Linked DNA regions of Homo sapiens: region 1 is linked to region 2. Evidence: chromatin loops called from intact Hi-C (ENCODE). Cell type or tissue: PC-9. All regions are shown on one strand. Each heading gives the region's core, and the rest is flanking DNA. Links, peaks and the distances in the headings are about the cores only. Region 1 overlaps SYN3 (synapsin III). Region 2 overlaps SYN3 (synapsin III).

Region 1 (16,146 bases), core at 5,940-10,939, 85 kb before region 2:
TGAGGTTCATTTCTTAGGAGTACCCCATAGTAAAGTCATTCCAGAACTGAAAGCGCCCTGAATTGGTGCCTGGACAGACCCACTGCACAATGAACTCTGTTTTATATCAGAGTTCTCAGTGTATATAATATGGAGTCCTCTGATTGTCTTAGCATGTCAAGTAGGAATATGATCGGTAACTTTCCAAAACACTTGAAGGTGGCTGGAACTGCTTTTTGCCTCAAGTATTTAGAGAAAAAAGACCTTGATGTCACATCAACAAACTCAAAAAGAGATTGTGCATACCTGGAGTGCTTTTTCTAGGCCTGGGAGGCAGTGATTGGGGGCTGATTTCAGGAGGAAAGAAGGGGAGAGGCTGAAGGCATGTTGAAAAATCATTTTTTTGTCTATTGCTCCTTTGTATGAACTGGTTGCTGGCTTATGCAATGCCCAGTAATTAAAATGGCTGGAATGCTTTGCATTTTTAAGGCAAAGTGAAGGCGGCTCAGAGGCCTGGAGCCGGAGCCAGCTGGAGGGGGGCCCAGCAATCCTACCCTGGCCGCCCCTTGGCCTGGCAGAGGTGACTGGCATCTGGCTTGTTGGGGGTGGGGGGGCAGCATGTGGCAAGGAGGAGGAAGGAAGTCAGAGGTGTCCCGAGTTGTTCCCACTCCTCTCCCCTTTCCCCAGGCAGGTGGGTGCACCAAGATGCATGCCTCTAGAATGAAGGTAGGCACAGGCCGCCCACCTTCTAGAAGTCCGTAATGACTAGTGGCAATGCCAAGTCATGATAAACAATAATAAAGCTGTTCTTTATTAAATATCTATCATGTTTCAGGTCCTGTATTAATAACATTGATTCCAGGACTTTCACAGGTGCTCAAATCCTTGATATAAAATGGTATAGTATTTGCACATAATCTAAACATATCCTCCCACATACTTTAAATCATCTCTAGATTACTTATAATATCTAATACAATGTAAATACTAAGTAGTTGTTATACTGTATTTTTAAATCCATATTATTATTATTTTTTTTTTTGAGATGGAGTCTTGCGCTGTTACCTGGGCTGGAGTGCAGTGGCACGATCTCTGCTCACTGCAACCTCCGCCTTCTGAGTTCAAGCGATTCTCCTGCCTCAGCCTCCTGAGTAGCTAGGATTACAGGGGTACACCACCATGCCCAGCTAATTTTTTGTATTTTTAGTAGAGATGGGGTTTCATCATGTTGGCCAGTCTGGTCTCGAACTCCTGACCTCGTGATTCGTCCATCTTGGCCTCTAAAAGTGCTGGGATTATAGGCGTGAACCACCACGCCCAGCCAAATTCATGTTTTTTTTAATATAGTCGTATTGTTATTTTTTATTGTTTGTTTTTTCCAAATGTTTTCCATCCACGGTTGGTTGAATCCCGATGTGGAATCCACAGATACAGAGGGCTGACTGGATTATCCGATTTCAAGAGAAAAAAAACGAGATCATATTACTCTTCTGCTCAAAACTCTATGGTGGATCCCTAATGCACTTGAAGTCTAAATGCCTTGGCCTTCTAGACCCAGCGTGGCATTGCCCCTGCTGTGGCTGTCCATGTCTCTCCCACTCTCACTTGTGTTTACACTACACTGACCTCCTTTTCCTCCTTTAACCAAGCCAAACTCAGTCCCAGCTCCAGGACTGCCCTGACCCTCCCTCTGCCTCTCCCAGGTCTTGCCATGGCCAGTCAGATCCTTCTAATTCTGCAGCTTCCAGCTCAGATATTACCTTCTCGGGGAGGTGTGCCGCAGCGGAGGAGCACAGCCATCCCCAGTCACTGGAGCCTCCCAGGGTCTCATTTTTCACATGGATTTTTCTTTTCTGGGCTTATCAGTATCTGAAAAAAACTTATTAAAATGTTTATTAATTGTCCTTTAATTCTAAACAATTAGTGTTTCTAGCTGCACAAAGAAAACAGTGCAAGATGCCTGTCTTATTCACTGCTCTGTCCCCGGTATCCCAGATCAAGGCTCAGTAAATATTTTTTTGAAATAGTGAATCTTCACAACAACCCAGTGAGGTAGACATCATCATCCTCATTTTCCAGATGAGAAGACTTAAGCTCAGGGAGGTTAAATCACTTGCTCAAGGGCACCAATAGGAAGCGATGTCACTGAGGTCTGTCTGATCTGAAAGCATATATTTTAGGATGGATATATATAACCTTCCCCCACAGACAGCTACTCTAGAAAACAGTAGAAAGGGTTGGGTGCGGTGGCTCACGCCTGTAATCCCAGCACTTTGGGAGGTTGAAGCAAGAGGATCACTTGAGGTCAGGAATTTGAGACCAGCCTGGCCAACATGGTGAAATCCTATCTCTACTAAAAATACAAAAATTAGCCGGGTGTGGTGGCACGCACCTGTAATCTCAGCTACTTGGGAGGCTGATACAGGACAATCACTTGAGCCCAGGAGATGGAGGCTGCAGTGAGCCGAGATTGCATCACTGCACTCTAGCCTGGGTAACAGAGTGAGGAAAAAAAAAAAAAAAAGAAAAGAAAAGAAAGGAAAAAAAAGAAGTTGGCACATTCGGGATGCTGAAGTATGGGTAGACTTGGTTAAAGACAGAGTATCATCACTGGTCCTATCCGTGTTGAACACTGCCTCCCTGATGAAACCTGGTCCTTCCAGCCCCCAGAGTCTGCCCCAGCCTCCCATTCCCCCTCTTTATTGTAGCCAAGCAGGACCTGTGCCCTTCATCCCATGACATGAGTCTCATCTTCTTCCCACCATGAGCTTTTGAAAATGTTTTATTTTGACATAATTCACTTAACAGAAAAGCTGCAGGAATAGTTCAGAGAATTACCAGATACCTTTTACCCAGATTCCCCAAATGTTAACATATTATTAAATCCCCCCTCCTTTAGGTTGTTTAAGAATAAGTTGCAGGGCCGGGCGTGGTGGCTCACGCCTGTAATCCCAGCACTTTGGGAGGCTGAGGTGGGTGGATCACAAGGTCAGGAGATCGAGACCATCCTGGCTAACATGGTGAAACCCCATCTCTATGAAAAATACAAAAAATTTGCCGGGCGTGGTGGCGGGCACCTGTAGTCCCAGCTACTTGGGAGGCTGGGGCAGGAGAATGGTGTGAACCCGGGAGGTGGAGCTTGCAGTGAGCACTCCAGCCTGGGTGACAGAGTGAGACTCTGTCTCAAAAAAAAAAAAAGAATAAGTTGCAGACATGATGCTCCTGGTCCCCTGAATATTTCAATATGTACTTCCTAGAAATAAAGACACCATCAACTTTTGTAGTGTGGAGCAGTTCAGCCCTGGAGGCACACAGGCCTGCATTCCAAACCCTAACTGTACCTCACTGTGTGCTCTTATGCAAAAGATTTTGCTTCTCTGGAACTCAGCTTCCTCGGCTACAAACAAGGGCACTAACAGCACCCACCTCATACGGCAAATATGAAAATTAAATGAGATATCCCAATTAAATGGGAGCCCTAAGGGCCAAGCACTGCTTGGGATGTGGAAAGTGTGCAGTAAGTAAATGGGATTGTATCTTGCTAGAATGCTGTATTTTTTTTTTCTTCTTCTTCTTCTTCTTCTTCTTTGAAGTGGTTTGAATTCCTTGGATTTCTCCTTCTTCTCAGGCCAAGTCTCATAGGCAAAAGCAAGACAGGTTCTGTCATTCATTCAGGCTTTATTTACTGAGCCCCTACACCAGGCCTGACCCTGTTCTGGGTACAGAGACAGAGCAGGAAGCAAGACAGACACAGTCCTGTTCTGAGAGCTGAGAGAGCTTGCGTTGGCCTGGTGGACACAGAAACAGATGGATAAACCATCTCAGCGGGCCATGAGTGCAATGAAGATGATAAGACAGAGTAACTTGTGGGATGTGGAGCATATAGGGTCTCCTTCAGTTAAGGTAATCAGAGAAGGGGAAAGTTTGACTACTTTCTTTTAATCTGAGAAAACACTCTCTGGGAAAATGTCAGGCACAATAAATGTTTTCCCAACACTTGAATGCACAGTGGGATGCACGAGCATTTGAAATCCTTGCAGAAGAACACACTAATGGGAGCAAGCCAAGTGCTTCTCTCCCACTTGCTGGGAGCCAGCATGTGTTATTCCATCAGCCCCCCAGGACTCCATCTTACAGAGAAGGAGACTGAGGTTCAGAGAAGGGGATCCCTTTGGCCAAGAACAAAAAGAAAGTACGAGGGACCCTCTGACAACATGTAACACCCAAGACTCTACCCGGAAGCATGGTGTCAACTTCCTAGTACTCACAAGGAAAAAAATGGCAAGTTGTAATTGAAGGAAAGAGCCCTGGGCCAAGTGTCAAAGACGTTCTAACTCTGGCTCTATCACTTAGGAGCCATGGAGTCTCTGTATAACCCTCCACAACAAGAGCTGCACCGACTGACCCCAGAGCTGCACCGACTGACCCCTCTCATCCCCTCCAGCTGTAACAGACTATATGCATTCACCTGGTTTTTTTTTGTCCTTTTTTTTTTTCTTCCTCTGCCTCCTCTTCAATAAAGAAAAGTAACAAAAGAGGGAAGAGAATTAGGAAGGAAAACAGATCAGCTGCCACCATCACTTGTACCAAGTGATCATACCTGGAGGCAGGAAGGGGAGAGAAGGCTCCTCTGTCTCAGAAGATCCAGCCCAGTGCTTTGTGCACAGTTGGGGCTCAAGCCCTGCCCTGGTATAAACAGGAGCATTTGCATGCATTTGTTCTCTCGTGCCCATTAGAAAATCAGCAACATTATTTTATGGCCACAGCTCATGCAGTGTGCAAATAATGCCTGCTGCGATATGCTGTTCTCTTCCAGAACTTCTGTTTTAAATAGGACACTGACATAAGTAGAGAACTTCCAAAGTAAGGTAGGTGAGGGAGAGTTACCATTGTTGTTAGTTACCTATGTATTGCTGCATGACAATGTTGCCATACACTCTGCAGCTTACCATAACACATATTTATTATCTCATGATTTCTGTGAGACAAGAGTCTGGACATGGCTTAGCTGGCTCCTCTGCAAGGCTGAAACTAAGATGTCAGCCAGGGCTGCAGTTTCATCTGGAACTTGACTGAGGAAGCACCTACTTCCTCACTCACTTGATTGATGGCAACATTTGGTTCCTCAGTTTCTACCTGGCTGTGAGCTGGAATTCACCCTCATTTTCTTGCCATGTGATTATCTCCACAGGCAGCTCACCATGCGGCAACCTGCTTCTTCAAAGCCAGCAGGAAAAAGTGCCTCCTCCCAAGATGGGCATTCCAGCCTCATGTAACATGATTGTTCATATTCATATAATCGCATATGCCCTGTCACCTGCGCCATGTTCTATTGGTTAAAGGCATATCACAAGCCCCACCATCACTCAAGGTGGAGGAATTAGGCAAGGCTGTGAATACCAAGAGTCAGGGATCAAGGGAGCCACGTTGGCTCACCCTCCAAACAGAGTAGAGAGAATGACAAAAGCCCCAGAAAACACAGGGTCTGGAGATAGTTGGAAGCACTTGCAAAGTTTAACCTGAGAAAGAGGAAAAAATAACAAACACTTATATTGCCTTTCCAAGGACTTTTGAATATATTAGCTCACTTAAACCTCATCCAACTTTGTAAGGTAAATACCATTATCATCCCCTTTTTACAGGTAAGGAAACTGAGGCACAGATAGTTCAAGTCACATGCCTACCACGACACAGTTATAGTATTGCTGGGAGTCGAATCCAGGCAGTTTGGCTGCAGAATTCATGCCAAAGATGAGATTGGTTTGTGCCAAAGATGAGATTGGTTTGTTTAGTTTCCCCCAAAAGACACTAGGACCAAAGGGTAAAAGCTGCCAGGTGGTAGATTAGGGGTTTATAATGATAAAGAGCAAGTAAAACTGTGAGTTCTGGTGAATTTCAAACTCCTAGCAGGAGAGAGCAGGGGTATTTCAGTTGGAGGCTGAACAACTGTATTTCAGAGACGGCGCACAGGGGATTCCAGCATGGTAAAGAACAGTGGACAAGACATCCTCTAAGCCCCCTTAAATCCGAAGATTAAAAACCATGTAAAAACTAGCAATCTCAAGGCTGGATTTGGCCCACAGATGCCTTGTGTTTGGTTCATGCCGCATTTTAAAATGTAATTCACAAACTTTCAGAAAAATTCAGATTTTCAGTAATTCCAGTTTCCAGCTTCTCCTGAAAAACCAGAAGCTCCGGGCCCACATTGCAAGGAATTACTTAGCAGGGGCTTAGAAGATGCTGTCCAGGTTAGATGAAGCAAGTGTACTCCAACCCGTCCCAGTGGACAGCCTTCTGTATTGTCTCTCCAACTGAGGCCACAGGTCTGTTATTTGTCATACTCACCTGTTTCAAGGCCCTGAACTGTACCATGAACTTCCAAGTCAGGCATCCAGGCAATATAAACCTGCATCAAGAGAGGAAGCACAGGAGAAACCCGGTCTTAGTGACTGTCCGAGAAGCTAAGTAAAGATAAGAAGGGGGTCATTGAGCTTAGTTCTCTGCTGTGGACTAAGATTAAGTACCTGGCTTCCCCAGATCTTCAATTCCCATACCGTTTAATGGGAATAACAGGTTCTGGTCTCACTACTCTCTGGGAAGCTTCAATGAGAAGTGCTTAACTAACTCCTCTCAATAGAGAGTTGCTTCTCAATAGAGAATTGCTCCTTCTCAATAGAGAATTGCTTCACTAATTCCTGTTCATCCTTCAGGGCGCAGATCCATAGGCTGAGGGAAGCCAAATCCTCTGCTACAATTACAAGGCCTGGGCTGGGCACGGTGGCTCACGCCTGTAATCCCAGCACTTTAGGAGGCTGACGCGGGCGGATCATGAGGTCAGGAGATGGAGGCCATCCTGGCTAACATGGTGCAACCCCATCTCTACTAAAAATACAAAAAATTAGCCGGCTGTGGTGGTGTGCGCCTGTGGTCCCAGCTACTCGGGAAACTGAGGTGGAAGAATCACTTGAACCTAGGAGGTGGAGGTTGCAGTGAGCTGAGATCATGCCATTGCACTCCAGCCCAGGAGACAGTACGAGACTCTGTCTCAAAAAAAAAAAAAAAAAAAAGAATTACAAGGCCTGGCCAGGCGTGGTAGATCTTACCTGTAATCCCAACACCTTGGGAGGCCAAGGTGGGTGGATTACCTGAGATCAGGAGTTTGAGACCAGCCTGGTCATCATGGTGAAGCCCCATGTCTACTAAAAATACAAAATTAGCTGGGCGTGGTGGCACACGCCTGTAATCCCAGGACTTTGGGAGGCCAAGGTGGGTGGATCACCTGAGGTCATGAGTTTGAGACCAGCCTGACCAACATGGTAAAACCCCGTCTCTATTAAAAATACAAAATTAGCCGAGCGTGGTGGCACCCGCCTGTAATCCCAGCTACTTGGGAGGCTGAGGCAAGAGAATCGCTTGAAACCAGGAGGCAGAGTTTGCAGTGAGCCGAGATCATGCCATTGCACTCCAGCCTGGGCGACAAGGTGAAACTTTGTCAAAAAAAAAAAAAAATTACAGAGCCTGAAACTTATTTTGTTTCCTTCTTACTATGGAATTTTCCTTCAGAAAAAAAGTTCTGAAGGGGAAAAAACAACCTTCTGAGAAGATAGAAAGAGGAGAACACATGGAAGGAAAACTTCATTGCGAAATAAGAAATCTTTGACATTGCTTGTCTGTTCTGTTTAAAAAAGAAAACTGTTTTGTAAGAGAATGAAAAAGGAGGAGGAGAAGCATAGTCTGCTGTAAATCTACTCAGTAATCCAATTCTCTGTGCCCAAGAATCCTAAGGCAGTCCTGGAGGAGAAAAGTATCAGAAAATGAACTGGGAGACTCTCAAATAGCAATTGTGTCTCAGCCCTAGCTCAGCCAATCAACAACAACAACAATAATAATAATAATATTAATAATAATAATAATATTAGCAAACACCTAAGTAACACCTCCTTAGGTGTTTGCTAATATAATAATAATAGCAAACACCTAAGTAACACCTACTATGTGCCAAGCACTGATATAAACATTTTATTATTAATTCCTTTAAGCCTGAGCCCAGCCCTGTGGGGTAAGTGCATTATCGTAATGCCAATTTATAGGTGGGGAAAACTGAAACCCAGAGAGGTTAGGTAACTCGTCCAAGGCCATGTAGCCTATTGGTGATAGAGTCAGGATTTAAACCCACATAGCCTTGCTCCCTAAGCTTTGTGTCCTTAACCACCATCATCTATTCAGGCTCTCAGGGATTTATTGAGGATGTACTTGTTCTATAAGGTACTATGCTAGGCACCATGAGGGTGAGAGGGAGGATGATGGAGGAGTCAGATAAGAGTGAATTCCTAAAAGATGGCACTTCCCAGTGAGTCCATTTTCTGTCTGTGGAACCTTGGACAAGACTACGAGCTATTGAGCCTTGCAGGTCTTGGTAGTTCCAGGGCTTTATACAATTTAAAAGGATTTGTTTATTGAAAGGAGGGATGCAGAGAAGGAAGAAGGGAGGAAGGGAGGATGGAAGGGAGGGAGGGAGGAAGGGAGGGAGGGAGGGAGGGGAAAGAAAGAAAAAAGAGAGAGAGAAAGAAAGAAAGAAGGGGGTGAGAGAGAGGAAGGAAGGAGGGAAGGAAGGAAGGAAGGAAGGAAGGAAGGAAGGAAGGAAGGAAAGGAAGGAAGGAAGGAAGGAAGCAAGGAAGGCAGGCAGGCAGGCAGGCAATAATACCAAGTTGCTCTCATTAAGTGCTTATTACGCTGGGTACTGCTAAGTGCCTTACCTACATGAAATCATTTAATCCTTATAATAACAAGCCTACATTGTGGTTAATATTATTATTACCTCCATTTTAAGGATAAAGAAACTAAGGCACAGGAAGTTCAGTAGATTGTCCAAGGTCATGCAGCTGGTAAGTCAGGGAGCCAGGATTCCAACCATGCAGTGTTATTTCAGTGCCCAGGCTCTGAGCCAGTGACGAAAACAGCAAATATTTGAGGTCAAGGTGTAATCCCTCCCATATGCAAGGCACCTGGTGAATTACAAAGCTCTTTGTGGAAAGGCTTCCAAGGGTGGAGATGGGGGCAGAAATTTCCAGGGTCCTCAGCCAGAGATTCTCTGATAACACAGGTAGAAAATACCAAGGGCTGCAGAGATGCGAAAAGGAAACCAGAGCGGCCAACAGCGCACTGCACAGAGGCCCTCTGGTTTTAGAGTCAACTCAGGTGCTGCTCTGTCTCCATCTCCTACAGCAGTTGTCCGATCACCTGTAATTTTAGCCCCCAGAACAACACTCCTGAGACACTTCTCTCATTCACCTCCCGGCACCCCCCAGGGCCAGCTTCAGCCCGTGAAATTCCAGCACAGTTCAGCAAAGCACAGACCAGACATGGCGTCCCACACCAGTGAGCTGGCAGCTGCTTCCTTTGTAACCAGACAGGTACACAAAGAAAAGCAGAGATCAGGGCAGAAGGCTTCGGGCTCAGTCAGGGCAGGCCATTTCTGTTTTTTTTCTCTTTTTTTCTCTCTCTTTTTTTTTTTGAGACAGAATCTCACTCTGTCACCCAGGCTGGAGTGCAGTGGCGCAATCTCAGCTCACTGCAATCTTTAGGGCAGGCCATTTCTCTGTGGGCCTTGGCAAGGCCTGGAGGCAGATGCAGAGGTTTGCACCGCCTCACCATAAAAGGGAGCGCTTTGTTCCTGCTCCCCTGCTGTGTTTGGCTTTTCTGCCCAGGTTATCCCAGGGCAGAATGGAGGTTCGAGTACTTGCCCAACCTGGACCCTTGATGGTACTAAAGCGTGGAGGAGTCGCTAGCAAGGACATCACGGTAGTAACCTGCAAAGTACGTAAGGTCCTGTTTTTCCTATTCATGCATCCCCTGGGGAGACTGGGCATTTGGGAGAAAAGCACAGCTTGGGTTTGATTCCCAGCTCTGCAACTAGCCAGCTGAGTGCCCCTGGGTAAGTCATTACACTGCTCAGAGCCAAGGTTTCCTCTCTTGTAAAGTGGGAATAATAATGCCCGCTTCGGAGAGTTGCAGCGAAGATTAAATGAGACAATCTGGTTTGTGGAAGAAACTTAATGAGGGGTGACTAGTGATGTCTCTTGTATGGTTGCTTCATAGATTTGTTTGTTTGTTTTTGTTTTTCGAGACAGAATCTCACGCTGTTGCCCAGGCTGGAGTGCAGTGGCGCCATCTCGGCTCACTGCAACCTCCGCCTCCCAGGTTCAAGTGATTGTCCTGCCTCAGCCTCCTGAGTAGCTGGGACTGCAGGCGTGTACCATCATGCCCGGCTAATTTGTGTATTTTTAGTAGAGATGGGTTTTTGCCATGTTGTCCAGGCTGGTCTCAAACTCCTGACCTCAAGTGATCCACCCACCTCGGCCTCCCAAAGTGCTGAGATTACAGGCGTGAGCCACCATGCCCGGCTGGTTGCTTCATATTTTAAATCCATCATTCACCATTCCTATCAATCCTCTGTGGCCACACATCACATTTTACATTCATTTGGATTTACATTACATTTTACATTCATTTGGATGATTATTTGATTAATGTCAGCCTTCCTCACTAGTAGTATGAAGGTAGGGACTATGTCTGTCTTGAGCCATCGTTCTAACCCCAGTGCCTAAGGCAAGCTGGGCACGTAAGAGGTGCTCAATAAATATTTATGGAATAAATTAATAAAGGAAATGAGAAGTACCCAATACAATGGTATATTCATTTATTTGGAGCAAAGTGTTACAAATCAGTTTTTATTATTGATAGTAAAAGTCCTGGAGTTTGTGTGTTGCTTTCTTATTAAGAAACAAATTAAGGTATGTTGAAGGTTGTCTTCAAAATAATGTCATCCTCTTTTGCTTGCATTTTGACGCACTTTCTTCGGTGACGCTGCAGTTAAATGCAAGTCCTAGGGATTCCGCTTCACTCAGCGTAAACCCTGATACTGGCTCCCATGGGAATATCATCCGTCATTGTGTTGTGATGGAAACAGGAGATTAAAAAAATGCAGTCTTGGCCGGGTGCGGTGGCTCACATCTGTAATCCCAGCACTTTGGGAGGCCAAGGTGTGTGGATCACAAGGTCAGGAGTTCGAGACCAGCCTGGCTAACATGGTGAAACTCCATCTCTACTAAAAAAAAAATACAAAAATTAGCTGGACATGGTGGCGTGTGCCTGTGATCCCAGCTACTTGGGAGGCTTAGGCAGGAGAATTGCTTGAACTCGGAAGTCGGAGGTTGTGGTGAGCCAAGATCGTGCCTCTGCACTCCAGCCTGGTGACAGGGTGAGATTCTGTCTCAAAAAAAAAAATGCAGTCTTACATCACAGAACACCTTTTCCTGTAGCTAGGAAATGAGGCATGAGAATAGCCTTGTCTCCCACTTAGAGGGCATGAAAACTGAGAAGTTAATGTTTCTGAGATCCTTGAGTGAAAGGCACAGACTTATCTGCTTCCTGCCATAGAATGTCCTGCCTTGAGATGTTGTTTATCAAACCATTAATCCTAATGTGTCTTCACCAGCCAGCACTTGATAGGATAAAAGCATTGTCCTCTTGGAGTGGCAGCTGGCAGACTCTATTCTAACACGTAGGGGCCTCCTTAGCAATAATGTAGTGTTTCTCACTGGAAGCCTCACATACCTCTGAGACGCAGGATGGTTTTAGGTGGCATCCCAGGAATTCTTTCTTTAATAGTTAAACTTTTTAGTACAACATGTAGTCAGAAAAAACTAGCCAATTAAATCCATGAATTCATGGATATTATTGCTTAGGGTGAACCCAAAGCTAGCATTTAAGTAAGACAAAAAAAAGAGTTAATTCAAAGAAAATACTAAGTAAATATGAAGAGTAAACTATAACAAGAAAATGACAAAAATCATAAGCAAGAAAAGCTAATATGTGAGTTTCAGAAATGCTGCTATTATTTATTTTCTTGCCTCTCTCCCTGTAAATCTGAGGGTTCTTTGGGGATATTCTTTATATCCCAGTGTCTAGCACGGTACCCGACACACAGGAGCTCAGGAAGCTCAGTGAATGAGGGATGGATGGATGCAAAAATGATGAACTGATGATAGAATGTTTAGATAGACTTGGCATCTGGGGCTCTGACAGATCCACTGAAGTAAAGTCCCTACCAACATACTGGGGACAATATTGCACCGAGTCAGGACTTTTCTTCCTAAACAGGTTTCTGTGTGATAATAATTGGATTAAAAAAAAAGAAGGAGCAGGCTGGCTCCAGGCCATGAAATGAAATCTAATGTGCCCATATGCCAGTTTCCCCTTTTTAGGATTCTCCCAACCAGAAAGAATTTCTAGCTGCCTGAGATGAATGGGGAGCTGGGAATACCGAGACCCACAGCTGGGACACGAAGGATGCTTTCGATAGAATATACTAGCTGTGTGGTCTTCGATGGGTCACTAAATGTTCCTGCCTGTCTCCTTCTCTGTGGAATGAAGGAGTCATTACAGCTAAAGAAATTATGTGATTCTGGGAGGAACTGGTTCTGAATTTGAAAGCCACGGAGAAGGGCAGGTCGGGAGGAGGTGCTGATGAGCTGGTACAAGGCTGGATTCAGGCTTGAAGAACTCACGTGACATCTAGTGATCATGCTGTGAGGTCAGCATTGTGGTTCTGGGTGGTAACATCTGTGAGTTCACCCACGGGCACTTCGAGGCTTAGAAACTTTCCTGTGTGTGCTCAAGGGATAGGGGGCGGCTCCTGCTGCTGGTGTCCCCACCTATCTCAGTGATGACCAGGGTAGCCTTGCCATGGCCAGCTAGGTAAGCAGGTTTGCTTCCACTTTGAATTCTTATGCCTTCTCCGTGCACTGCACTTTACAGTTTACAAAATGCTTTTCATGCCCTCTGTCCCATCTGATCCTCATAGGATCCCAGAATAAGCCACTTAGGGTAGTGCAGAGGGAGCATGGTAAGCCATTGCTCAAGGCTGCGTGACTGGCTCAGGAAACAGAGCATCCATTCTGGTGCAAAGAGCTCGCCTCAAGGTGGCCTAAGGCAGCAACTTGGAGCCAGACCCTTCATTCAAAGCCTGGCACAGGTGCCCGCTGTGTGACCTTAGGCAAGCTACATCACTTCTCTGGGTGGCAATTCTTAATCTGTAAAATGGGATGTTGACAGTATCTGCCTCCTAGTGCTGTTGTGAATATTGAATGAACACTACCTGGCACCTGGTAAGGCATGACTATCTTATTGCCTCATGGGTGACTCTGAGGATTTATCGAGATAATGGGTGTGTGTTTCTTTCCTTGGGCTGCCATAACAAAGTACCATTCACCAAGTGACTTAAAATGACAGAAATTTATTCCCTCACATTTCTGGAGGCCAGAAGTCCCAAACTGGTCTCAATGGGCTGAAAAAAAAAGGGTGTCGCCAGGGTTGTGCTCCCTCTAGAGGCTCTAGGGGAGATCCTTTCCTGTTTCTGATGACTGTCCAAGTTCCTTGGCTTGTGGACACAAAGCTCTGACCTCTGCTGCCATCTGCCTGGCCTCGTCCTCTGTGAGGGCACCAGATCTCTCTCTCTGCGGGCACCAGATCTCTCTCTGCCTGCCTCGTATAAGGATACACGTGATCGTATTTAGGGCCCACCTGGGTGATCTAGGATAATCTCCTGATCTCTAGGTCCTTCATTTAATCACATAAGCAAACCTCTACCCCCTACAGCCCCCTGCCACTTCCTTTTTCTTGGCCACAGGAGGTAACATTCACAGGTTTCAGGAATTAGGCATGAATATCTTTTGGAAGGCCATTTTTCAGCTGACAACAGATACTAAGCCCTTAGTAGGTACTTAGAAACAGTAGCTATGATTGTTAATCATCCTGTTTTACATAAAGGGAAACTGAGGCTCTGAGAGGTGGAGAGGGATTATCTCAAAGGGCCAGGAAGTGGCAGAATGTAGCCTTGGCAGCAGAACTCCTGATCTCAAGGACTTATGGCTATACTACCATGATACCTTGAGGTTGGTGGGTTGTTTGAGTGTTGCCAAGTTTGTATGACTGGGGCCACCCTTCTGGGTTGTGCAGACTGGAGGATGCATTAGGCTAAGGATACATGTGTCCTCTACTGCAATGCAAAGGAGAAGGGGTACTTTTGCCTCAGTCACCCTCCTCGTCGACAGTTATCTGCTATGGGAAGTGGGAACAGGGAGGACCAGGTCACCACTCTCTTGGCATTCCACAGGTGTTTGTGGCTCAGATGCTGCTAAGGACTGAATTATGTCCCCCCAAAATTCATGTTGAAGCCTCAACCTCCAGTGCAGCTGTATTTAGTGATAGGGCCTGTAAGGAGGTAGTTAGATTAGACAAGGTCAGAAGGGTGGGACCCTGATCTCATAGGATTAGTGTCCTTATAAGAAGAAACTCTAGAGAACTTGCTCCCTAGTCCACCTCTCCACACTCCTGCATGCACACCAAGGAAAGGCTACATGAGGACACAGTGAGAAGGTGGCTGTCTACAAGCCAGCAAGAGAGCCCTCACCAGCCAGAGCCTTGATCTTGGACATCCAGCCTCCAGAACTATGAGAAAATAAAATCTGCTGCTAAGTTTATGGCTGTCCAAGCAGGCTGAGACAGATAGGTCAGAGGAGGAAGCTGGGGGCCTTCTTCAGGATTGGCATTTGTCTTATCTGCCTCAGCTCCACGGAGGCCCTCAGCATTTGTTGAATGAGTGGAATGGGTAACCAGACAAGACCCCTGTTCAGTTTCTAAACACTCTGCTCATTTAAAAGTGCAAAGCTGGGAGGCCGAGGCGGGTGGATCACCTGAGGTCAGGAGAAGACCAGCCTGACCAACATGGAGAAACCCCATCTCTACTAAAAGTACAAAATTAGCCAGGTGTGGTGGCACATGCCTGTAATCCCAGCTACTCGGGAGGCTGAGGCGGGAGAATCACTTGAACCCCGGAGGCGGAGCTTGCGGTGAGCTGAGATCGTGCGCCATTGCACTCCAGCCTGGGCAAGAAAACTCCATATCGGGAAAAGAAAAAAAAAAAGTGCAATGCTTAAAACAGAGGAGAGGGTGAGCCTTATTTGAGGCTCCTGAAAACTCTTGCCTGTGGTGTTCCAACAGCACCCTACCCAGTCTTCTTGCCTCCAGAGTGTGGACAGGGCTTCATCTCTGTGAAGACTCGAGGGGAGGAGGGTCCTTCCTTATCTCTTCCAGTTTCTGGTGGTTGCTAGCAATCCTGGGCATTCCCAGTTTTAACCTCTACCTCCATCATCACACGGCATTCTCTGTGTGTCTGTGTCCAAATTTCCTCTTCTTATGAGGACACCAGTCATTGGATTAAAGCCCGCCCTAATCCACTGACTTCATTCTAACTTGATTACATTTGCAAAGACCCTATTTCCAAATAAGGTCACATTTACAGGGACCAAGGGTGAGGGATTGAGCATATCTTTTTGGAGGTTACATTTTTCAATTCATAACAAACCCTCATGGTTTTTCTTGTCCCCAGGATCAATCCAAGATCCGTTCATGGCTATCCCATCAAGACCCTCCCTTCCTCTCCCTCCAAGCCCATCTCACTCTTTTCTTTCCTGTCCTTGGGACCAGCACACACTGGAACTTCTTGCTCCTCAGACACATTCTGCTTCCCCGGATCTCCCTTCCTTTGCTTCTACCAGCCCTCCTACTGGCAGTTCCGTTCCAAACCTTGTCCACTTCTGACTCCAGCTCATCTTGCAAGACTCACTTTGGATATCAGTTCTCCCTGCAGCCCTTCCTCACTCTCCCTCCTTCCTCTTCAGATAGAAGCAACCTTTCCTCCCCCATAGTACCCTCTACCTAATTCAGTTGCAGGCCCTGTAATACTTCACTGCATCAGTGTGTCTGTCTCCCTCACTTGACCATGATCCTCTTATGAACAGACACTGTCCTCAAGGCCCAGCCCAGAGCCCAGCATACAATAGACCAGTGGGTGCAAATTGGAGGCTCAAGGGCTAGATATGGCTGAACAGATGTGTTTTTCTTCAGTCTGCATGACATCAACCAGAATTGAAGATAGCTACCAACAATTACATCCAGAAAATTTCTCATAAAAATCTGTAATTCCCACCTCTTTTGAGAAAGAGGAGGATCTGGCCGTCTCAGATCTTTGTCCCCAGCCAGCAAGAACCTACTGAAGCTGAATCACTACTGTCACTGTTGCGTTCTTTTTTTTTTTTTTTTTTT
Region 2 (16,146 bases), core at 3,883-8,882:
CTGAAAGAAAATCAAGAAAATACTTAAATCACACACACAAAAATAAGTTCCTCAGTATGGTTTTCTTTGTGTTTTTTCTTCTTATTTCAGGTTCATTGAGCTTCTTGGGTTTAAAATTTCCATTGTTTGGAAACATTTTTTTCATTAATATTTTCATAATTTTTTCTGTACTCCCCTCTCTTCTTCTGGGATTCCAATAACACATAATGTCAGACTGTTTGCTATTGTTCCACAGCTCACTGCGGCACTGTTTGTTTTGTTTTGTTTTTCTGTGCTTTATATTGGGTAGATTCTATTGCTACAGCTTCAACTTCAGTTGTCTTCTATAGTATATAATTTGCATTTAATTTCACTTAAATGTATTTTTCATTTCAGATATTATATGTTTTATCTCTATAAATTCTATGAGCATCCTTTTACATCTTTAACCTCTTTCTTCATCAGCTTCATGTTTTTCTTTATATCCTTGGACATATTTGTAAGACTTAATAGCAGCTTTTTAATGGTCCTTGTCTACAAATTCAACCTTCTTATAATTTCTTGATCTGATTCTGTTGATTCATTTTTCTCCTGGTTATGGGTTATATTTTTCTGCTTTCTTACATACCTGGTAATTTTTTACTGGATGCTGGGTATTGTGATTTTTATGTTCTTAGGTGGTGGATTTTGTTGTGTGTATTTCAAGAATACTAGATTTTGTTCTGATGAGCAGTTAAGTAATTGCATCAGTGGGAGGGCAGTTTCTGTAACAGCTAATTATTCATGGATGGAATCACAAGTCCTCATTGAAGCTTTTTAAGCAAGAGTGTGACTCAATCAACTGTGTGTGTTTCTTTAAAAATCAGTCTTATTATTACTCTGCAGAGAACAGATTAGAAACAACAGTGGATTCTAGAAGGCTAATTCTGAGTCTGTTGAGAAAAGTGATCATGTTGACTTGCTTTCAGGGAAGCAGCAGTTAAGATGGGGCATATTTAAAATATGTTTAGAATTTATAGGACTTAGGGATTGATTGAATGAATATGAGGAGTTAACGAGGGAGAAGTAGTTATCGAGGATGATTCCCATTTCTGGAATGAGCAACTGAGTAAATGATGGTGTCACTTATTCTAACAGAACAGTGGAAATTTGGGGTGAAAAACCATGAGATCTGTTTTGAAGATGCGTTACCTATGAGACATCCAAGTGGTTGATGTTAGGCAGGCTGCTGGTCTGAAGTTCAATACAGAAATCTGGGCTGAGGCTGCTTCCTATTACATGGTGTTTAAAGCTATTTTTCATTTACAGCCTAGAAGCACTGGCCATATGAGTGCTTGTCTAATCCCCTAGAATTGTGAGGTCTTAGAGGGCTGGCTTGATGTGTTTTCCTCTTGTGTTGGCTGATGCATTGGTTGGCACGTGACCGGTGCTTAGTGAGTGTTTATGAAAGGGACAATAGCTGTTGGGGACTCCTTTTTTCATGTTTCTGAGTTTCCCCTTGCCTCCTGGTTGTCTAAAATGTTGCCTTAAATTTCATTGTTCTTGTTTGTTTTTCTAGTCCAGGCAGACTTTTCAAATTAGCATGTTAGTCATTTGTGGAGGGTCATGACCCTCCCTTGTTTACAATAGGGCCGTATTATGTCAGCTCAGAGATCCTATCCTGGAGCTGGAGTTGGGACCAGATAATGCAGGAGCCACATCCCTTCCAGGGAGGCTGCTGTCCAAGGCTTGGGCTACTTGGGCAAAATCTCTCAGATTCCCAAGGGATACTTTAAGCCTGTGGAATTTCACAGACTTCACATGAGCTTAAGACTCTTATAGTCTCCATAGTCAATCCCTGAGTTAACCTGAAAGTTGCCCAAAGGAGGGAGGAGTCAAGCCTATTTTAAAAAGAGGAAGCATCTGAAAGCCTTGGAATTCAGAGACCGTATACAAAATTTCAGGCAGAAATTTTCGATTGTTGGAACAAGCTTTGTTCTAGGAGCAGAGAACCTGAGTTCCGGGCCTGAGATTCATTGTATAATATTGAGAGAACAACTTCCCTTCTCTGGTCCCATTATCCCCCATCTAAAACTAAGAAGATTGGATTCGATGACCTCAAAGTGCTCTTCTATTTATTACATTCAGAGGAATTCTATGTCCTGGGCGGTATGAGTCATAGACCTTGCCTCAAGGTGCTTAAAATTCTAGAACTGAGATGAGAGGTAGACTCTGATATTCCCATTAAGACAGACACCCTGTTTCCTACAAATGCACTTGTATACAAATCTCTCTAGAGGAGAGGCCCTGTAGATGAAAAACAGAATCTTACTTTGGACTTCACAAGTAAAACAGCTTTTAGAATTTTACAGCTTTATCCAGAAATGAATCTTGTATCTTTTTTGTCTATCCTCATCTTTTGAAGGTAAACAAATTGGGCCCCGAGAGCAATGTGACTTGGTCAAGGTCACACAGTGAGTCCATGGTAGAGCCTAACTCAGCACCTACCCCCATCCCTGCACACACACCACCCTAAATCTCATCAAAACTGTTTCTCCACCACTCTCTCCCTTTTGGCACCACCTCCTGTCTCTGCAAGCTCTGCTGTCTCTGCAGTGGAACATTCCTGCACAGAGGGGATTAAAAGAGCAGGGGTGGAATGCTAAGCCTCCCTGCCCATTGGCAAGAGCATTTCTCCTGAACTGAGCCCAGCAGGGTTCAGGGGAGCCCAACGGCCCATGTGGAGGTCTGGGTTGTCAGAACCAACTTCAGCCTACATGCCAGGGGCTGTCCACACCCTGCCCTCCATCACGTAAAGCCCCCCAAAACAAGTACTCCATGGTGGGGGCACTGTGGAGTTTGGGTGTTGTCCTGGAGTCTTTCTGGGCCAACTCTGTCAATGTGCTCCGCCAAGCTCAATGGAGCCACTGGAGACCCTGGGCCAAGCTCTGTGGGAAGCCCGGCCAAGTTTCAGAGCGTCTAGCGCCAAGGCTGAATGTCTGGTTCAGTGGAGAGTAAGTCCAGATGTTTGTCTCCGGTCAATCTCTTATTGGCTTTCTAACTTTGGACACGGATGACCTACTGGGGCCTCACAACCTTGGGTAGATAAAATGAAGATGATGTGTCACCCCCCCATCCTGGAACACATTATCTACCCTCCTCCATCTCATGCCACTGAGTACTTGCAGAAATTAATGTCCCATATCTTCTTCAAGTACAGAGAAGATAAATAGTATTTACTTCCTACAGTTAGCTCTCAGTTAATCACCAAAGAGTGATATTAAGGGTATATAGATGCTCTAAAATTCTTTCAATAACAATGTGTATTTCCAATTGCATTTACTAACTACCTAAAATGATTCTGGAGCTTTGCTAGGTACTAAGGATAACAGAACTAATAATCCACCATCATTGCCCTTTACAGACTTTCTAATGATGAAGAAAAACAAACAAGAGTTATTATTTATAAAACACTAGCTTTTAAGGAGGTAGGTCCTTCAAACAACAACAACAGCAAAAAAAACACTTTGCCACATTTTTGGGTTTGGAATGTGGGGCTTCCACATCTGGGGCAAGGATGAATTGTTCTGTGAAAGAAACGGTAAGAGATTTTATGGGAGATGAACAGGTAGAGAATAGAGTGGATATAAGTTGGCAGAACTTTGTACACAATTCTGATAAGGTAAGAGTGATAGAGAAGCTCTGGTTAGCATCTCAGCCAAAGAAACGGGGGAGAAAAACCATGATCAATAGAGATTCATGCAGATATGTGATGTCAAACCCCTTCAGACCCCACCTTGAAGTTGTCAGTAGAATCTACTGTGTGAATTTTTTCTGAGGAATGTGAAGAGGTGCAGAGTTCTATATACTTCAGAACTTGAAGCCAAGGCAGGGTGTATCAGTTATCTATTGCCACAATAATAGTGTTTAACCAACAACCCCCAAACCTCTACATACAACAAACAATAAGTGTTTATTGCTCATGAATCTGGGGTCAGCTAGGGTTGACTCTTCTGATCTTGCCTGGTCTTGTTCACGTAGCTGGGGGCCACCTAGATGTCAACTAACTTAGAATGGCCCGGGGGACTGGGCATCTCAGCTCTGCTCCGTGCATCTCTCTTGCTCCAGCAGGCTAGCTCAGGCATGCTCTCATGCTGATGGCAGAGTATCAAAGTTCAAGCAGAAATGTGTGAGTGCTTGTTCAAGTCTGTATTTGCTTCAAATCCCACTGGCCAGAGTCAGTCAAGTGACCAGACTCGGAATCAAGAACTAGAAAAATATACGTTGCCTGTGAATGTGAATGCACAGTGACTGATAGCATTCCAGGTGGTGGCTGTTCTATCAGCCTCAGGATGACTTGAAGCAGAGTCCCCAGCTGACCCTCAGTGAACATATTGCATCATCAAGAATAGACTTTCTTTGTTTTAAGACATGGGATTTGGGGAATTTGGTACTTTTGTAAACCTAGCCAACCTAGCCTATCATTACTGATACAACCATCTTATATGGATTGCTTATCAACGTGCCAGGCATTACATTATGTACATTTGGCATTTATTCATTCAAAAAATATGGAATGCCTCTTACATGCCTAGAATTGAACTCAGTTCATCCTCATAACAACCCAACAGGATAGATATAATTATCTCAGTGTTATGAATGAAGAAACTGAAGCTCAAATTGCTTACATAATGTGTCCAAAGTCATACAGCCAGTAAATGGCAGAGCAGGATTTAAACACAAGTCTGTTGGATTCCAGTGATCATGCTCTGAGCTCCTTCATTCTACTCCATTTCTGTTGATGTTTCCTCCTGAGGACTCTCTATTTTAGAAAAGTAACTTGCCACTGTAGGTGGATTTTAATAGAGTGGCCCACTTAGATCAGGGCATTTAAAGCAGGAGAGGGTCTCCTCTTGGGCAGGCTCCTTCATACATGTTCGATCCACATCCTAGTCCCACTTAATGTCCATGACTTTTAACACCAGCTGGAGTGATAGGGCAGCTGGCTACCTTACCAGTGAGTTATGGTTCTGTGGACAGAGAGAGATTTTTCTTTCCCCAGTGTCTTTCCCCAAGCTGCAAGGAGGACATTGTTAAACGGTTGGGCAGCAGGAAGCAGGCTGCACCACAGGCAAAGCTAGAATGAAATTTCATTCTGGGGAGAGGTAAATCAATGCTGGAGACAGGAGACACAAGCCTTGAGCCAAACCATGATAAGAAGGGGAAACAGAGAAAAAAGAATGGAGCCATCCTGACAATTCCTCCTTTCTCCTACAGAGAGGAGAGAGAGGGGATAGGAAGAGTAAGTTGAGAATAAGGAAGGTGGGAAGAGCCGTTTTCACCCACTCAGGACAGGAATGCATTCATTTTTTCATCCAAGAAACATTTATTAAGCATCTGCTCTGTGTCAGCCATCATGCTGGGTGCTGGAAAATAGAAAACAAGTTAAGTCATGGTCCCCATTTAGAGGAGATCACAGATGGGTGGAAAAGACATACTTGTAAACAAGTTAAAAGATGTTTACTGTACTCCCTTCTCTGAAACCCACTGAAAGCAACAAAAAGAATGAAAATATAACAGAAAATTCCATCTTCAATACAACTAGAAAATGGCTATGGGCTAAGATGATTAACTGCTCACCACAGTTCATTCCTGTCTTTCCATAATAGAGAGGAGTGGGTAAGGAACAATTGCCCAGGCAGGGACCACATTTCTCAGCCACTCCTTTGCATTTAGTTGAGCCATGTGATGAGTTCTCAAAGCTGGAATGTGAACAGATGTGATCTATGTCACTTCTGGGCCAGCATGGTCAAGAGATGGGAACACCTTCTCTACTCTCTCTCTTTGCCCTTCCCCTAGTAGAATTCAGGGTACTCCAAGACCCCTCAAAAGAGAAGGAGCCCAGTCCTCTGACTCACCATATGGCATCTACCTGCTGACCAGGAACATCAGCACTGGACCCTTACACTAGTGAGAAATGAATATATAACATGTTAAACCATTGCAATTTGGAGGTGTGTTCAGTTGTTACAGAAGCTAATATTACTCTAAAGAAAACAGGCTAAAACCCATATCTGCCACATTCAGTGAAGTTTGGGTTTCATCAGAGGAAGACAAAAAGAGGAGTCCTATATGTTACCAGATTTTCTTGAAAGTAAGATAAAAGATCCCTAAAGGCTGAATAAATAATCATTTATTGGAGAAAAAAAAAGGAAAAGAGAGGTAGGTGAGTCATAGAAGAGTAAAGTTCCCTGTAGTGACTCATTTCTATAAGGCAAAGGGCAAGGGAGACAGGGCTGTGGATAGGAAGGCACTATGTGGATAGCCAGTAGTACAAACCCTGACCTCCATTGCTTAAATGTCTTAGAGGTGAGGTGGAAGAGAAAGGGAGCAGCAGTCAGCCTTGCAGCTTGTCAGCAGAAGAGATGCATAAACATTAAATGGCCAGTCAGAGGACCCATGAATCTGTGGGGCTTTCTGGTGACCCACACTGACCTCATACTCATGGGAATGCTTCAAAACCTGGGGGAAATGTGTCCCCAGGGAAGAGCATATCTGATAAATTCTGAGACACCAAACTCAAATGGAATCTGCTGGTAGCCCCAGCTTGACTCCATCCCTGAGAAAATAACAGAACACAACAAGACGTTTCCAAAGTAAAACTACAAACAAGCAGACAAGATCTAACATGGGATGAAAAAATGAAAATGATAATGAAAGCCATTACAGAGGAGAAAATTAGCATCAGCAGAATGTGGGATTTATTCAGTTGATAATAGAGTCAGTAACATAGTAAGAGTTTTTTAATGAAAGAAAAGGAGAAATAATAAAAACAATGAAATAAAATAATGAAAAATACTTAGGAAATATGAATATGCATGCTGGACATTCCTAAAGAAAGGAACAGAGCAATAAGACAGAAACATATTCAAAGATATTATAAAAGAAAACTTTTCTGAACTAAAGAAATGCCTCTACAGAATTAAAAGTGGTCTTAATATACCATAGAACTTTGACGGAGAATGTTCAGTCAAAATTCTGAAGGAAAAATAAAGCTGGCCTCCAACTTCTCTTTATCCTTTAGTGCCAAAAGGAACAGGTACAAAATTCTGAAGCTATTGTAACAAACACATTTCAAATTTAAAAGCCAGTCTGGTTGACTTTCATGTATAAAGTAGCTGAAAGACATTCACCAGCACAGACTCAGAGAAAATAGCGCATGGAACTCATAAGTTCAATAGAGGAGGTGGACAACTTGATAATGAAATCTAGTCCCCCCAAAAATATATAGTCATTTCTCAGTATCCATAGAGGATTGGTTCTAGGATCCCCACACATACCAAAATCCATGCATACTTTAGCACCTACAGTTGGCCCCTTGAAACCCGTGGATACAAAAAGTTGGTCCTGCCTGTACACGATTTCATATCCTGAGAATACCATATTTTTCAACTGCCTTCAGCTGTGGAGGCAGAACTAAGGGACATGGAGGGCCAACTATCTTTATTGGAAAAAATCCACATATGAGTGGACGAACACAGTTCAACCCTGTGTTGTTCCAGGATCAACTGTATCAATATTATCAATTTAGGAATAGAAAAGCTGTAGAAAGTAAGCATTCATTGATGGTAAACATTGTATCCATTTAAATACCAAACTAAGGCTAAACAGCTGAGGGGCTCCTGGTTAGAGAACAGAAGGTAAATATCCTAAACCACTAGAGAATAAAAAGAAATGGCTTATATGTGGCAGGGGAAGGGATATGGGGAAAGGTATGCTTGCCCGAGTTTCTACATCTTTCATAGTCGAGAGTCTGTGGATGTAGAATAAAATTGGTAAATCAAGAAATAGGTGTTTCAGTATGCTATTTAAAGCATAATGGTAACCAGTTCAAGAATGAAAACCAGACTATAAACCTTCCAAATCATTAGAAAGAGAGAAAACATTAAAAATAAATAAATAAATAAATAAATAGCTCACAAACAAAACAAAGGAAAAAACAGAAACTTCAAAAATATAACAAAAAGTAGAAAACAAACATTTCATTTTAAAAAAGAGAATAAAATAAGATGACAGATTTCAACCAAATATATCCAACAGAACATTAATGGAAACAGAATGTACATTTCTACAAAAATAAAGATGTTCAATAAAAGTATAAGTTACAGGCCGGGCACAGTGGCTCATGCCTGTAATCCCAGCACTTTGGGAGGCTGGATTACTTGAGGTCAGGAGTTCGAGACCAGCCTGGCCATCACGGTGAGATGCCGTCTCTACTAAAAATACAAAAATTAGCTGGGCATGGTGGCTCACACCTGTAATTCCAGCTACTCAGGTGGCTGAGGCAGGAGAATCATTTGAACCCGGGAGGCTGGAATTGCAGTGAGCCAAGATTGCGCCACTGCACTCCTGCCTGGGTGACAGAGCAAGTCTCAAAAAAAAAAAAAAAAAAAAAAACAAGCTACAGAAAAATAATATTATATTACCCGATTTAGGCCAAACAACTACCTATACAGGGTAATTCCCCTTATCTACGGTTTTACTTTTCCCAGTTTTTAGTTACCAGAGCTCAATCTCAGTTCAAAAACATTAAATGAAAAATTCTAGAAATAAACAATTCATAAATTTTCAGTTGCACATTGTTCTGAGTAGCACGACGAAATCTCGTCCTGTCCAGCTCTGTTCTCCCAAAAACATGCATCATGCTTTGTCCACTGTACCCACGCTCTCTACACTACCTGCCTGTGAGTCACTTAGCAGCCATCTGTTATCAGATCGACAGTGGTGGTGTCACGGGGCTTGATTTTACTTCATCATGGCCGCACAGCACAAGGGTAGTGATACTGACATATTATTATAATCGTTCTATTTTATTATTAGTTCTTGCTGTTAATCTCTTACTGTGCCTAATTTATAAATTAAACTTCATCATATGTATGTATGTAATTGGAAAAACATAGTATATATATATATAGGGTTCAGTACTATCTGAGGTTTCAGGAGTCCACTGGTGGTCTTGAAATGTATCCCCCTCAGATAAGGGGGCTACTGCACATCCAGCCGTCCTTATGTATGCTTATTTATACATAGAAATTTCTGGGAGCCCTCCAAATATATTGCTAATTGTGATTAGCTTTGGGAAATGGTGCTGGAAAGATTTGAGGAGGAGAGGGATTCTGTTCTTCACTTTATGCCGAAAACATGTAGTACACCTGTATTTTGAAATGTAATTTAAATATCAAGTGTGTATAATATAATATGAAAAATGCCATAATGGAGACTCTACAAAGACAGGGCTTTGGGAAGTGATGGGAGAGAGGAACTAATTATGACTAATTATGCCTGAGGAAGCTAGAAAAGGCTTCAGAAGAGCGAGTGACACATGAGCTGAACTTTAAAGAATGGCTGTCATTTTTTGAGGTTCAGATCAAGCAGACAAAGCAGAAGCAGCGGAGACAGAAAAGCACATGGGTCTTTCACAAATGACAAGGCCTCCAGGGTGGTTGGAGCCCACAGTGAGCGTGTTGGTGGCCTGCGTCGGAGGCTTAGTCTGCTCGTCCCAGGGCCTGAATGCATGCTAATAAACACGCTGTGCTGGAGTCAGAAATGATGCAGAATAAAGCAAAGGTCATTTCTGGGTAGAGGACCAAAGGCTGGCCATCCTCTGAGCTCCAGCAGGCTGATGGGGATGCAGAGGTGGCTTCCCAGGGCTTCCCCACCTCCCAGGCTGCTCTGAGTCTCAGATCCTCAGGACCAGGCAGTGGTTGTTTGCAGCAGTTTCTAAACTGAAGGACCTACTAGCTCATGTGTTGCATTAAGATTCTTTGAGCTGTGTGTCTGCTGCACTCTCTTCTCTCTTTGCAGACCGTCCTGTTTTTTTTTTTTTTTTTTTTTGTCTTTTTGTCTTTTCTTTTTTGTATCAATGACAAACAAAAGCAAACAAAAAAAAAACAATGACCACAGCAGCTCTAGAGTAACATCACTTTTTCCTGCAAGGCTACCAATTACCCCAGTTGTTTTCTTGTTTTTGTTGCAAATCTTCAAGAGAGGTGATCTGATTGGCCTGCATGACTCCAGGGTCCAACCCTGGTCCCACCTGCTACCAGTGTATTTCCTACCAGGGAAAATAAACTTTCACCCCAGGAGCTCATTCCATGGATGGAGGTGACAGACAGTTTTCAGAGAATGTGGTGAGGGCCTACAGGTGTCTTCTAGACTCTGCCCTTATTGGTGGGTATCTTAGCAGGTGGCTGCATTTCTTCCTGTTTGCCCCTCTCTCTCTGCCCCATGCCTCACTTATACTTGGCTTTTTCTCTCCCCGCCACCACCCCCAGAACTAAGCCGGCTCACAAGATTCTGAAGGCAGCTTAGCCAAGCGTTTCTCCCCCATAACTACTTTGCTCTCATTCTCCTCTGATCTGGAGTACCCCCTGCAAAGTCTCCCAATCCCAGTCTTCACCCTCATCTGATTCACTGAAATGCCCTGAGATTATGGGCGGGTGGATGTAGAAGTAACCATACTTTCCGGGAAGGCAAACATCTATTTCTCTTCTGTTAGGCAAGACCTTACCTAAATCCTGCCAGACACACAAATATATGGCTTGTTTTTAAAAGTTCCCCAGAAAAGTAAAGGCAGCCCATGTCCCTGGCTACTCCTTCCCAGATCCACCTGCTAAGGGAAGTTCTCTCTTACAACTAACCAGGAGCTCAAGAGGGTGACCAGCTGCCTCTTGCTCAGTCTTCATGGGTGGCATCCTGTTGGCCAATATGACAAGCACAGCGCTGTCCTGGCAGTAGTCTTCTTCCTGATTTTGAATCAAGCTGTGTTGATGTTCCACAGAGCCCAGGGTATGGGTGAAGGAACCGGGGCGCCCAGCAAGGCCACTGGTCAGTTTCTGTGAGACTGCAGGAGTGGGAGGGGAATGAAGAGGAGTGACGTTCTGTAGGAGAGAAAAAAGGGAGGCAAGCATGGACTGAGAAACCAAGCTTTAAAGGAGGGGCTTATTCCACAAATGTGTCACCCCAAGCTCTCTCTTCATCACATTTTGGCTTTCCCAGCAGCCTGAGCCCACAGCCTCCCCATCCTGTGGGGCTCAAATTCACTGCCACCTCCTCTTTCCTACCAGTCCAGCCTCTGCCTCTGGAGTGTGATGCTTATGGACCTCTCTCTCCCATTTGCAGGGGGCAGGCTCATGAGCCCTCGCTTCCCATGTGGGCAGAAGAAATGAAGGTAAATTTGTCTCTGCCCTAGAATCAGAACTGTCCCCTGGTATCCTTCCTTGATCATCTTTAGCTTCTTCCTCCCTGTCTTCCTGGGAGCACCTGATCAGCCTTTCTTCCTGCCACAGCTCCCACCTGGTGGAGGGATGCAGGGAAGGTGGAGAATTCCCACCACTACCACCTCCTGATATCGCCTGCCTGACATGCTGGGGACAGTGCAGTTAGTAAACTGGGGGCATTGAGATGTGGAAGGAGCTCCTGAGCACAGGGAAAGGGGATGAAACTGCTGCTCCCATGAGAGTGACCCCATCCAAATAAGGCCATAACAGCTGGCTCAGGTCCATCCGAGCCTCAGGAATCCAGGCTCACAGTGGTGAGAAGAGAGTCAGAGAGGAGGTTGGTGTGGAGAAAGAGTATGTGCTTTGTGAGTGTCTTAATCCATTTCTGCTGCTATCACAAAAATACCATAGACTGGGAGGCTGAAACAACAAATGTATTTCTCATCATTCTGGAGGCTGGGAAGTCCAAGGTCAAGGCACTAGCAGATCCAGTGTCTTGTGAGGGTTTGTTTATTGGTTCATAGATGGCACCTTCTAGCTGTATCTCCACAGGGTAGAAGGGGAGATGGATCTCTCTTGGGCCTTTTTCCTTTTTTTGAGACAGTCTCGCTCTGTTGGCCAGACTGGAGTGCAGTGGCACGATCTCAGCTAACTGCAACCTCCACCTCCCAGGTTTAAGTGATTCTTCTGCCTCAGCCTCCCAAGTAGCTGGGATTACAGGCACCCACCACCATGCCCGGCTAATTTTTGTATTTTTAGTAGAGACGGGGTTTGACCATGTTGGCCAGGCTGGTCTCAAACTCCTGACCTCAGGTAATCCTCCTGCCTCGGCTTCCCAAAATGCTGGGATTACAGGCTGAGCCACCACACCTGGCCTCTTGGGCCTCTTTTATAAGGGCACTGAGAACCCATTCATGAAAAACTCTGCCCTGATGACGAATCACTTCCCAAAGGCCCCATCTCCTAACACCATCACATTAGGATCTGGGACTTAAATGCATGACTATTGAGAGGGCATAAACATTCAGTCCATAATGAGGACCAGACAATCCAGCTCTCTCCTCGACCCTCTTGGTGACCTTGGACAAGCCACGGTCTCTGGGCTCTAGTCTCCTCACTATTAAAAAACACTAAGAACACTCGGTGCCCAATAAAGAGAAGCTGCTGTAACTTTTGTCATTTAGGAAACAAAGAAAGCAGGTAAGAATTCCAGTTCCTATTTGTGCCTCCCCAGGAGACGCCCTGGAGCAAACTCAGGGCCAGAGTATCCCCATTCCTTTAGAGCAGGAGAAGATCACAGAGTAAAGGTCACTGGGCAGAATAAATGGCTTCCTGTATCTTACTCCAATTCTCATGGTACCCCGTGACACGGGAGTCCCTGTTTTACAGATGCAGCAACGAAGGCTCAGAGCAGTTGAATCCTCCACAGTCACCCGGCCATTAGGTGGCAAAACTGGGATTCAAACCAGGTCTGTCTGGCTCCAATGTCCAGAAGTCATTCATTTTCCACTCCTCACTTTCCACTCATTCTGACATGCAGCGAGGGCATAGACTGCTGTAGTCTCTGCCCTAGACTAGACTTTTCAGCTGCCCAATCTCCGCAGAGATGCTCCCTTCCCTAAGCCATCACTGTAGTCTTCAATGTACCTGCTACCCCCACTACCCCTAGTTGTACCAAAAGTTAGATGAGAAAAGAAATGATTTTTTAGATTGCCTATTATGTGCTGTGTGTTTCCACCACAAATCCCAAAGATACATATGATTATTCCCATTTTGCAATTAAAGAAATTGAGGCTTGGGGTCTTAGGTCGGTTGCCCAAGGCCCCAGTGCTAACACAAGGAAGAGCAAGCATTCAAACCTGGCTTTGCTCACCCCCAGGCCCCTGCCTACGGCTGCCTCTCCCTAGACACCAGCCCAAGTATTTTACCCGCTGAGGACTGCTTCAGGACAACCACCAGCACCGAAAAACACAGCCCAGCATGGGAGGCAAAAGGAGGCTTCCATCCAGCGAGAAAATCAAGAAGCGTGGCTGGACAGCCCCAGGCAGGGAATTTGGGAGGAATGGGAGTGGTGGAGGACAAGGCTCTGCCTGAGGAGCAGGTGAAAAAAAAAAATCTCTTTGAAAAACTGGGTACAGAGACGTGGAATGAAGCATGGGCTACCATCCAAGCTTTGGGATTTAGGTTGTTTTCCAAATTCCTATCAGAAATCCTGTAATTGAAAGGGATTGAAAGCAGGTCATTATGTCCCAAGCAGCAGACAGAGAGGATCAAGAGTTTTCAGGCTGCCCAGAGCCAGCTAACAAAGGGAAAAATATTTCTCTTTCCCCCAGATATTAACCCAGTAACATTCCCACCTCGGGCAAGACTTCCTGCCACTGAAAAATATATATGTTGACCAATTTTGAACGGGAAGTAGCAGAAGTAACTGTTCACCCAGCCAGTAGAACCAGAAGCACAGGCCAGAGCACCACGCTAAGGCCTCAGGATTGGGAGTTTATGTTCTCATGAGCCACAGACGCATGGAGTCACTTATGACCCCCTGACCTTCAGTTTCCTCATCTGAACATGCCCAACATGGAAGTGGGGTTGAAGGTACCACTGGACATTAGAGTTGATACATGTATATAGACGTAAGCGTTTACTCAGCAGCATTCAACGTATTGAGTGCTTTCAAATATAGTCTGACATCCACTGGGGATATACAGAATTGAACAAGACTGACTCAGTCTTTGTCCTGGAGGTCCCCTGGAGTCTCAAGGAAGCAGTGTCTGGGAAACAAATAAGGGTAGTTGATGACTGAACTATGGCTGTGCGATTGCTGTGAAGGGGAATCACAGGATGACCTGACCTGGGATGGTGACATTTGGGCTGAGATGATAACAGTAAAAATCACAACAGCCGACACTTACATGGCACTTAGGATGGGCCAGCACTATTCAGAGACCACAGGGATTCTTTGGAATTAACAATAGGGAGAGATGTGAACAGAGAATGCCAGACAGGTTGGGAGGCATGACAAAGTCCTTGAAGCGAGGAGGAAAACAGCAGGTTCGAGGACTTGAAAGACTATAGTAAGGGGGAGAGTGATACAAGGTGAGCTCAAGAGGGAGGCGGGAGTGGAGCAGGGTCTTATCTACTCTTTGGAAACCAACCAAAGTTTTAAGCAGAAGAATGACAGGACCAGAGAGTAGTTAGGAAGCTATTGCAATGGGCCTGGCAAGAGGTAATGGGGGCTTAGACTTAGCGGGCAGCAATGGAAAGAGAGGGAAACAGGATGAAGGCAAGGTATATTTAAAAGGGAGACCGGCCGGGCGTGGTGCTCATGCCTGTAATCCCAGCACTTTGGGAGATCAAGGTGGGCAGATCACTTGAGGTCAGGAGTTCAAGACTAGCCTGGCGAACATGGTGAAACCCTGTCTCTACTAAAAATACAGAAAATTAGCCGGGCGTGGTGGTGAGCGCTTGTAATCCCAGCTACTCGGCAGGCTGAGGCAGGAGAATTGCTTGAACCTAGGAGACAGAGATTGCAGTGAGCCGAGATTGCACCATTGCACTCCACCTGGGCGGCAGAGCGAGAATTCCGTCTCAGAAAATAAAAATAAAAATAAATAAATAAATAAAAACAAGACCTACTGGGTATTCATGTTTGATAAGTACCAAGGAGAACACTCAGCCTGGGCACCTGGGGCAGTGCTGGCACCAGTTTTCTGAGATGGAGAAAGCTATAGGAGGGGAGAGGTGATGGCACTGCAATGGTCAGTTCTGGTCTGAGAAGCAACAACTCCTCTTTGCTCCACTTCCAGCTCTGCTGATATTTAGTTGTGTGACTCTGGATAAGGCATTTCATAACATCAAAATCAAATGGAGCGGCTGGGCCAGGTGCAGTGGTTCACGCCTGTAATCCCAGCACTTTGGGATCCTGAGGCAGGCGGATCACCTGAGGTCAGGAGTTCAAGACCAGCCTGGCCAATGGTGAAACACCATCTGTACTAAAAATACAAAAAATTAGATGGACGTGGTGGTGGGCGCCTGTAATCCCAGCTACTTTGGAGACTGAGGTAGGAGAATCACTTGAACCCGGGAGTGGAGGTTGCAGTGAGCCGAGATCATGCCACTGCACTCCAGCCCAGATGCAGCAGAGCGAGACTGTCTCAAAAAAAAAAAAAAAAAAAAAAAATGGAGGAGCAGCTGGACTGGAAAATCTGTAGCTCTCCTTTCAGCACCAAACTCAATGGCTCTAGAGCAGGCATTTCAAATGGGTGACTTGGGAAGCTGGATTCAGGAGGCATGGAGTGGTTTATTTGACCCACACATATCAGTGTGGTAAATCCCCATAGCAATCTAAATCTCTGACTTTTCTTGAAAAAAAAAAAAAAGGAGATGTAGAAGATGTACAACACTCAGTCTACGTCAGATCCCCACATGGCGATGGTCGGCAGAGTTGAGTGGCAGCTGTCACTGCAGGATACAGACTCTCCTCCTGCTCCAGGACCCTCATCCCCTTCCACTCACCCACATGCCCCACATGACACCTGTTGAGGATAATACCCTTTTTCTATATAATGATAAGAGAGTAACTCAAATCATCAGTTATTTCTCAAGCTTATCCAACCCATATTCGCTAAATTATTCCTTTTCAGATTAAAAAGAAATAAAAAAGAACAAGAAAAATAAAAATTAACATTATAAAAGCCTCTTGTAATTCCAATACCCAGAGAAAATCGCCATGAAATTGGGGTGTGTTTCCTGCTAGTTTTGCTTGATAAAATTGGGATCATATTAAATGTGTTTTTTAATGACTTTTTTCTCACTAATACTATAACAGGCACATTTTCCCATCCTATTAAAAATTCTTTGGAAACATAATTTGGAAAGACTATATAATTTGCTGAATAATTTAAGCAAT

Evidence for each region. A loop is a pair of places that touch in the nucleus more often than their neighbours do. Peaks named below come from ENCODE experiments on the same cell type or tissue, not always from the same donor. Only the 100,000 strongest peaks of a DNase experiment are listed, where the experiment ranks them.
Region 1: a loop joins it to region 2, with 2.5 times the contacts of the local background. A loop is called at or near these places in 5 of 110 quality-filtered maps.

The regions. Positions count from the first base shown.
Region 1 is chr22:32,773,416-32,789,561 of GRCh38, reverse strand. All of the region lies in intron 6 of SYN3 (synapsin III), which reads left to right. Among named protein-coding and RNA genes, the nearest start is that of TIMP3, 20 kb to the left of the region's middle. In PC-9, for the core only: no CTCF peak of the experiment used is centred there; DNase peaks (open chromatin) are centred at 8,971 and 9,491; H3K4me3 peaks cover 2,152 bases; H3K27ac peaks cover 2,922 bases.
Region 2 is chr22:32,685,862-32,702,007 of GRCh38, reverse strand. All of the region lies in intron 6 of SYN3 (synapsin III), which reads left to right. Among named protein-coding and RNA genes, the nearest start is that of TIMP3, 110 kb to the left of the region's middle. In PC-9, for the core only: no CTCF peak of the experiment used is centred there; DNase peaks (open chromatin) are centred at 6,347 and 8,697; H3K4me3 peaks cover 391 bases; H3K27ac peaks cover 4,705 bases.